Regions from separate parts of the Homo sapiens genome. Here all the other regions are linked to region 1. The links are chromatin contacts, found by Hi-C or POLR2A ChIA-PET in ENCODE. All regions are on one chromosome and are shown on one strand. Each heading gives the region's core, a stretch centred on a gene start or an enhancer-like site at or near the end of the contact. The rest is flanking DNA. Distances are from core to core; before and after follow the strand shown.

Region 1 (2,790 bases), core at 83-2,582:
ACGTATTCCTATTTTTGTCAATGACACCATCATTCTTCCAGTCATCCAGGTCTGAGATCTTGGCATCATCTCTCTTCTTCTTCTCTTCTAAATCTTGTGGGTTACCAATTTCTGTGGCCTCTTGCTGAAACGTTTAATATTTCTCTCAATTCCATTTCTTCTTTTTTTTTTTTTTTTTTTTTTTTTTTTTTTTTTGAGACAGAGTCTCACTTTCATCCAGGCTGGAGTGCAGTGGCGCGACTGTGGTTCACTTTAGCCTCGACTTCCCCAGCTCAAGCGATTCTCCCACCTCAGCCTCCCGAGTAGCTGGGACTATAGATGTATGCCACCACATCAGGCTAATTTTCTGATTTTTTTGGAGATGAGGTCTCACTGTGTTACCCAGCCAGGTCTCAAGCAATCCTCTCAGCTTGGCCTCCCAAAGTGCTGGGATTACAGGTACCATGCCCAGCCCATTTCTTCTTTTTAATTCCATTTCCTACATCCTAACTCAGGTCCTCATGATCCCACAACCGGGTGGTGACAATATCTACTACTCATCCTGGTTCCATCCTAGCAACCCAACCTACAACTACTGTGGACTACTCTCTCAAAATTACCATTTAAACAGAATCACAAACCCCCATTTCACCCCTTTGATTCTAATTTTTCACAGCTCCCAGTGTCCATGGATAATAAAATTCAAATTCAAAATCCTGAATAATGTTGCCCATGCCCTTGCAACCTCCTCTCACTTTTCCTTCACAGAACCATCCTCCCCAATCAGAAATTTCTTTTCTTCCCAACGCCCACCTCCACCTTTGGCTTAGGCCTGTAACGGACTCTGGCTCCTCTTCTGAATTCTGCTCTGTTAAAATTAGCAACTAGAGCAGCAGACCACGGCCCCTCCTCAAAATTCCAGAGGTACCTACTGATCTTTCTAGAGAGGCAGCCTTCAGACCTATGTTCCCAGAAATCTCTACGTTTGTGCCTTTCCCAACTAGAGAATTAACTCTTGCGGGGCACAAAACAGCCTCTATTTCTTTGCGTCCCCAGCGCCTGTTTGTTGAAGACTGAGTTGAAGGAGTAGCAGGTGGTGTTAATTTGTCAAAAAGATGAGTTAAGGTGCTGGGGGCGAGGGGGAACACCCCCACGGCCCTCCCCCCACAGCAAGGCAGGTGTGTCTGGGGGCCTCGGCGGGTGCCGGGGCGCGGGGCGGATGGTGCCCCCCGGGCGCAGGCCAGGGAGGCCCGAGCGCCTTCCCCACGCCCCGCTCGCCCGCGCGTGTGAGGGGAGGGCGGCCCAGCCGTTTCGCGCCGGGAGGTAGGTGGTGCTGTTGCCGTGACTGTCTTCCTCATTGGCGCCGTGCAGAGAGGCGGAATGTTCAACTCCTAACTGCAGCGGAAACGTGGGAGCCGCGCGGGCCGCTGTCGTCCCAACCCCCGCCGCCCTCGTCGCGCGCGGGGCCTCCGCGCCCCCGGCTGCTGCTCACGCCCCGCCCGGGAGCCAGGTAGGGGTCAGGCTGGAGCCCGCGGAGGGCGGGGAGGGAGGGGGCGAGGCCCGCCGCGCTCGCGAGTCGTCCCTGCGTCTCGGGGCCGAGGCTCCGCCGGAGCCCGGGAGTCTAGGCGGCCTCGGGAGGCTCCTCGGGGCTCCCCTCCCCGACCCAGGGCCCGCCCGGCGGCGGCGGCCGGAGCGAGCGGGCGGGCGAGCGAGCGAGCGTTCGCGGCGCCCGGGAAGTCCTCGCGGGACCTTGGCCGCGGCGCCGCCAAGTGCGGTTCGGGAGAGTTCGGGCCGGTCCCATGGAGAAGTTGGCGCCTGGAGGCGCGGGCGCAGGCCGGAGCGGCCCCGGCTTTCGCGGTCCCGGGCGTGCGGCACGGGCAGGGGCTCCGCGAGCAGCAGAGCCGGCCAAGCAGCGGGTGACTGGGGCACTGTCGGGAGGCGAACCGCGAGGCCCCCAAATCAGGGTAGGGTGCAGGCCACTTCCCAGCACTCGCTGTGCGTGCGAGGAGGGACGACGAACTTCTGCTTTTCTAAGAACTCGACCGCGAGCGGTGTTGCTTCCCATCCATTTTCCTTCATTCTGTTTTCCTCACACAATTAGGCCATGCGAATAACCAGCAGGAACAATGAACACTAAAGATTAGTTTTAAAAACATGCGTAAATGTATCCAGAGCCACCGCTCCCCGCCCTTCCTGCCCCGGGCTTGGGCAGCATGAAGCGCCCGCCCTCTCGGGCTTCCCCCTTTCCTCCCACCGGAGCCGGGGATGTCTCCTTTGGCGACCCTCAGGCAGCGGCTTTTTGTGGGCTCCCAGACCTGCACCAGGCCCAGAAGTGCTTACCCAGGCCGTCGCCTCGTCTGGCCTCGCTTGCCCATGACAGCTTTCAGAAAACTTTAATTCAGGACTGGCTAGATGACATCCGATTGCCTAAAAAATTTTTTTAAAAAGTTATCTCTGTTAGATCGCTGAAAATGTTATGTTTCTGATGCGCTTTGAGATCGCGCATAAGTACTGTTTATGGGGAACTTAATTACTATTTTTGTTAGTTTCTGTAATAATGAAAGCAACACAATTTAGGGGCCCATTCCAAGTATGGTACAGTAAGCAGCTCTCGATACTGGTGTGTGAGAATCGTCTTACAGAGTGAATTTGAGGATGTTTGACTTAAGATTGTTGAAAACTGTACTCCTTCTTTAACCCCGAAGCTGTTTTGGAAGAGCCTTCTTGCTTCCTCGACCTTCGTTGAAATGAACAGCTAGGATTTAGTGGATCCAAACCTCCAAACACGTTTAAAGACAAAAATAAACAAGT
Region 2 (2,790 bases), core at 176-2,675, 1.7 Mb after region 1:
GTTAATTCTGTTTTTCTTTTCTCTCTGGGAAGGCTACAGGAGTTATTTATTCCTAAAAAGAGGCCAAAGAAAGTTCCTTCCAAAAATTCCCTAAAGCCCAAAGAGAACTTAGTTCCTAAATAGCCCCAAGTATTAGCTAGAAACCCACTGGCTCCTCGAAGGGGAGGCCTGTAGATGTGCCTCCGTGTGAAGTCTGCAGGGGCCTCCCCACTCACCTTCCGCACCCAGTTGGGCATGACATGGGTGCTGGGTGAGCGGTGGTGTGTGTTGATGACGATGACAGTGATGATGATGGAGGCAATGACGAACACCATGGTGAACAGCATGTATTTTCCAATCAAGGGCACAGCACTGGACGTGGAGGGGATCAGCTCCACGATGACCAGAAGGAACACAGTCAAAGACAGTAAGACAGAGATGCTCAGAGTCATCTTCTCCCCTGAAAAGACCAAAAAAAAAAAAAAAAATCCCACAACTACCCATCTGGGTTGGGCTGCAGTGTTCCTCCCACCCCACCATTTATATGTGGAAGTCCTGAGTCCTGGGACCTAAGAATGTGACTGTATTTGAAGACAGGGACTTTAAGGAGGTAATTAAATGAAAACGAGGTGATATGGGGTAGTGAGTAATCAAGTATGACTAGTGTCCTTATAAGGAGAGGAATTAGGACACAGATGCATAGACGGAAGGCCATGGGACACAGGAAGAAGATGGCCATTACAAACCGAGAGAGGCCTCACAAGAAACCAACTCTACTGGCACCTTGATCTTGGAATTCCAGTCTCCAGAACTGTGAGAAATTACATTTCTGTTATCTAAGCCTCACAGCCTATGGTGTTTTGTGTGGCAGCCCAAGCAAACTAATTCACCACTGAAACCCAAGGGTAAGAGGAATGTGACTGACATGTTCTCAAAGCATTATTCTGGGAAATCTCAAAGCATTTTTTTCTGCAGAATTTCCTATGTAACCACCATACCTTAACTTTTCTGACAGCAGCCAGTGGCAAGCATTTCCATTAGAGGCTGCCAAGCAGAAAACGGAACAATATTTCATCTCATGCTCCAGATTTCTGATTCTTGGTGGAACCCAGGGAACTGAAAGGAGTTCTGGGTGGACAAGCTGGACTCGGTGTGGCATTTCCCTTCTGCAGCAGGATGCATTAAACCTCATAAAACGGAACCACCCCTGGCCTATTTCTTACCCAGCAGATGAATGGGCAGCCCAGAAGTACACATATCTTTCTGTTATTGAGGGAGCAAGCTGTAAGACCAAAACCCAAGAAAAGGACAAAATCCGGAAGGCTAAGGAGTTCTCCTTGACGTCCTGAGTGATCTTCTGATACAGTGGTTTCACACCACTCGCTGTCTCATTTTCATATAAGAGGAAGTTTGTCTTCTCACTTATTTCTTGTTTTGTTTTTTTTGCATACTAAGGGAGCAGGGATTTCCCCAGCCCCCACCTCTTTTCTGCAGGCCCTTTGATCTCAGGAGAGTTTTGGCTGGGCAAACTTGGCAGCAGGAAGGTCAGGGGCCGAATGGCACTGAGGTAGTTTTGTGAGGCTTGACCACCTTAGGTGCAGCAGAGAAGCTCTGGGAGGGACTTTCCCTGGGCTGGCCTTGCTGTTGGTGCTGCTGGAAACCCTTGTGTTACCCTGCTTTCAATGATGAAGCTGTCCCCTACTGGCTGCTTCCGGATGCTAGAATATATATAGAATATGTATGTATGTATACGATAAAGAGTGGAAACAAACAAGAAATTGTCAATTCTACCTGGTGGGTAGGAAAACCTTTCAAAGTGAAAAAGAATACAATTACAAATACAAAATATTTGTCCACTTATATAAAATTTGTTGATTAATAATAATGATAATAATAATAGCCAACATTTATCAAGCATAATTTTTGTGCTAAGTGCTTTTCTTTTTTCTTTCTTTCTTTTCTTTCTTTTTTTCTTCTTTTTTTTTTTGTGAGGGAGTCTCACTCTGTTGCCCAGGCTGGAGTTCAGTGGTGCCATCTCAGCTCACTGCAACCTCCGCCTCCAGGGTTCAAGCGATTCTCCTGCCTCAGCCTCCCAAGTAATTGGGATTACAGGCACGTGCCACCACACCTGGCTAATTTTTTGTATTTTTAATAGAGATGGGGTTTCACCATGTTGGCCAGGCTGGTCTCAAACTCCTGACCTCAAGTGATCCATCCGCCTTGGCCTCCGAAAGTGCTGGGATTACAGGTGTGAGCCACTGCATCTGGCCCCTAAGCACTTTTCAAGCACAAATCATTTAACGTTTATAGAGACTCTTGTTAGTTCCCATAATGCCCCGACAGTGTTTTTATTTTAAAAAGTTTCATTTGAGGGCCTGGTGCGGTGGATCATGCCTGTAATCCTAACACCCCGGGAGGCCAAGGCAGGGGGATCACTTGAGGCCAGGAGTCTGAGACTAGCCTGGGCAACATAGCAAGACTCCATCTCTATTTATTTATTTTTTTAATGTAAAAAAGTTTCATTTGATTAGAAAGTTGAAAGAATTGTGTTTGTGATTATTTGTTTAAAAACAAGTGCAGGGCAGGCACAGTGGCTCACACCTGTAATCCCAGCACTTTGGGAGGCCGAGGTAGGCAGATCTTTGAGCCCAGGAGTTCGAGACTGGCCTCGGCAACATGGTGCAACCCCGTTTCTACAAAAAATACAAAAATTAGCCGAGTGTGGTGGCACATGCCTGTAGTCCCAGCTACTCAGGAGGCTGAGGTGAAAGGGTCACTTGAGCTCAGGAGGTTGAGGCTGCAGTGAGCCGT
Region 3 (2,790 bases), core at 89-2,588, 1.2 Mb after region 1:
CTACTAAAAAGAAAAACAAATACAAAAAAATTAGCCGGCCATCAGGCGCGCAGCCTGTAATTCCAGCTACTCGGGAGGCTGAGGCTCGAGAACTGCTTGAACTCGGGAGGCGAAGGTTGCGGTGCGCCAAGATCACGCCACTGGGCTCTGCCTGAGCGACAAAGCTAGGCTCTGTCTTAAATAAATAAATAAATAAATAAAATATTTGTGGCACCAGGAATCAAAGATAAACTTAGAGTTTAGCTACCAATCTTCCATCCAGACTGCTCACAAAACACTTTATATCTTAACCTGATATATGGTTATATGAAAGAAAGCATTTGGAAGCAAGTACACAGAAGACAGTCAAAGAAAATTCCATTGTGGAACCACCAGCAGCCAAGTCACCCTTCACACCAAACCATTCCTCTATAATCTGGAATCTTATCTTTCCCATTCGCCCACAACCCCCATTTTTCACATAGATGAACACCCACCAGGTACTGGGGTCCTTCCACCAAGTCCCTCCCACCTTTGGCACTGAAGGTACGGCTCATCAGTCCTCATAAGCAACCTCCAAAATCTACATTATGGTTACTATTTCTAATGGTAAATTAATCGACGGAACCTTTTTATTTACAAGTCGAAACTTTCTCTGTCCCTTACTAGTTCTGTCTCCAAATCATGCGTGCAGAATTACTCCCACCCTTGGACTGCAAAGTGAAATCACAAAGACCGCTAAGCTCACGTCTCAGAAGCTGGGAACTAAAACTGTCCCAGTCTTCTGGCTGAGAGTTGTACCTCCTAGGACCACGCTGGGGCCCTGCCCTTGCAGTAGTATTCCAGCCTCTGATCCCTGACCCCGAGGGCCAGGAATTTCCCTTCTCAGCGTCCTGACACCTGTTCCTGGCCAACTCCCAGGCCTCCAAAGAACAGATACAGGAACAGCGCCTGTCGGGTCCTCTGGCCTACAGAGAGGTGGCCGGCAGCCCACCCAAAGTGGGCCCCACCCCCCATCCTCCTCTCCGGACTGGGCCACCGGGCGTCCTGGCGTCGGGAGAAGGCTTTCCCCAGGGCTTTCCCGCGTGAGGCGTAGGCCGATCTCCCGACGCGCGGCCTAGTCCGACAGCGCCTCATTCATCCACACATCCCCAAGCCACCCGCTGCCCTGGCCCCATCTTGGCCACTGGGCCCGGGCCCCGCGCCAGCCTCAGGGCAATGAGCCCAGGCGCCGAAGACCTGGCGGAGATCGCGCCCCCGGGCTCCCTGAGGGCCTCACCGTGCTCGGCCTGGGCGATGACACGGGGTCCCAGCGGCAGCGAGAGAAAGGTCCTGCCGGCAGCTGGAGGCGGGGAGGAAGGAGGAGAGAACGCAGGCCCGTCCCCTCCGCCGAGCGGCACGCACGACGGCGGCGACAGCGGCGGAACGGGCGGGCCGGGCGCCGAGCGGCACCTGCGCGCAGACCATGGGCCCCGCCCCTCCCCGCCTTGCCCGCGCGTCCCGCCCATTGGCCTAACCGGCCGGGGAGGCGGGAGTAGGGCGGGAGGAGCCCAGGGTGGGAGGAGCCGCGCGGCGGCAGGGAGCTGGAGAGGGGAAGGCGCTGGCTAGGCCGTTCCCGGGAGCTCTAGTCTTCCGCTTCGGCACGTGGGCTTCTCGGTTCTAGGTCTCCGCTTCCGTCTGGCTGCGCGGCCTGGGTTACCTGCTCACGTTCACTCGCGGGCCTACAGCCCCAAGCTTTCCCAGCTGGACTGCGGAGTGCCTTGGGCCCTGACTTCCCTCCGGGAGATCCGGGGCGTCTGAAGTCAGGCAAACAGCCACACCAGCCCCGAGGACCGCGTGGCCGCTAGCCCATCTCCCTTTTCTATAACTTTATTCGCTCAGTCTGTGCGGAGAGAAGCTGTTAACTAAAAGTTCTTGAAGGAAAAGGGGCTAAGGGAAACTTTGGTCTAGGGATTTCTTCCTCGCCTTATAGTTAAAGCGTCGCACACAGGTACTGGATCACAGAATGCGTTTAATTGAGCCAATTTCCCCCCTTTTCCTCTTGGTAGTTGAGAGCAGGGGCCTTTGAAATTTGGGAATTTCCAATCTGGATTTCGCCACTCATTGACTGTATGACCCTAGACAAATTAACTTCTCTGGACTTCAATTTCGTTCTGGATAAAATGAGGCTATTAAAACCACCTTATGAGGTTATTCGTGTGAGAATAAAATGAGACAATGCGTGTTGAGCTCATAACAACAGTACTCAGCACATACAGAAAAGGCTTGTGAGTAGTCGCTGTTGTTAATATTAGGATTTCATCCCATCTCACCCACATCATATCAATACCATGAGCGCCACTGGAGAAGGAATTCTTTCATTTAGGTCCTGGCCTTCAGATGTCATTCAGGTATTTGTTGTAATGAATATGATACCTGTCCAAAAATTGTGACACTAGAAGCTCCTTTTAAAGGGATTAGTTGCTATTAATATTAAAGGATGTAAATAGGTCGCCATCCCCATTTTACAAGTGAGGAAACAATATCAGAAAGGTTGATTAATTTGGATGAAGTCACACAACTAGTAAATGGCAGCAGCATATTTCAAACCACAATCTAACTGAAAATCTGGCCGTAATCCCAGCACTTTGGGAGGCCAAGATAGGGGGATCAGTTGAGCCTAGGAGTTGGAGAACAGCCTGGACAACGTGGTGAGACCCCATCTCTACCAAAAAACAAAAATTAGCTGGGTGTAGTGGCACATACCTGTAGTCCCAGCTACTCAGGAGGCTGAGGTGAGAGGATGGCTTGAGCCTGAGAGCTCAAGGTTGC

What was found. A loop is a pair of places that touch in the nucleus more often than their neighbours do. ChIA-PET counts read pairs that join two places held with the same protein, here RNA polymerase II (POLR2A). Pooled maps may share reads with other maps.
Region 2: a loop to region 1 is called in a map with no recorded cell type, with 7 times the contacts of the local background. The contact joins the enhancer-like site here to the promoter of MAP3K20 in region 1. A Hi-C loop is called at or near these places in 2 of 37 single-sample maps with no recorded cell type and 2 of 50 pooled maps.
Region 3: a pooled map shows a loop between it and region 1 (5-fold over the local background). The contact joins the promoter of OLA1 here to the promoter of MAP3K20 in region 1. A Hi-C loop is called at or near these places in 3 of 37 single-sample maps with no recorded cell type and 8 of 50 pooled maps. POLR2A ChIA-PET finds 5 or more read pairs at or near these places in 2 of 52 experiments (HEK293T and activated T-cell).

What each region holds. Positions count from the first base shown.
Region 1 is chr2:173,074,514-173,077,303 of GRCh38, forward strand. It overlaps MAP3K20 (mitogen-activated protein kinase kinase kinase 20), which reads left to right and starts at 1,333. Exons shown (of 20, transcript NM_016653.3): 1 at 1,333-1,489. RefSeq lists silencers at 1,028-1,077, 1,158-1,897.
Region 2 is chr2:174,749,731-174,752,520 of GRCh38, forward strand. CHRNA1 (cholinergic receptor nicotinic alpha 1 subunit) reads right to left here. Exons shown (of 9, transcript NM_000079.4): 7 at 216-439. Among named protein-coding and RNA genes, the nearest start is that of CHRNA1, 13 kb to the right of the region's middle. RefSeq lists an enhancer at 1,388-1,567. Within about 2 kb of position 1,426, at least 3 of the 41 ENCODE cell types and tissues checked have a DNase peak (open chromatin) inside an H3K27ac peak, as active enhancers do.
Region 3 is chr2:174,247,194-174,249,983 of GRCh38, forward strand. It overlaps OLA1 (Obg like ATPase 1), which reads right to left and starts at 1,339. Exons shown (of 11, transcript NM_013341.5): 1 at 1,259-1,339. RefSeq lists a silencer at 1,125-1,644.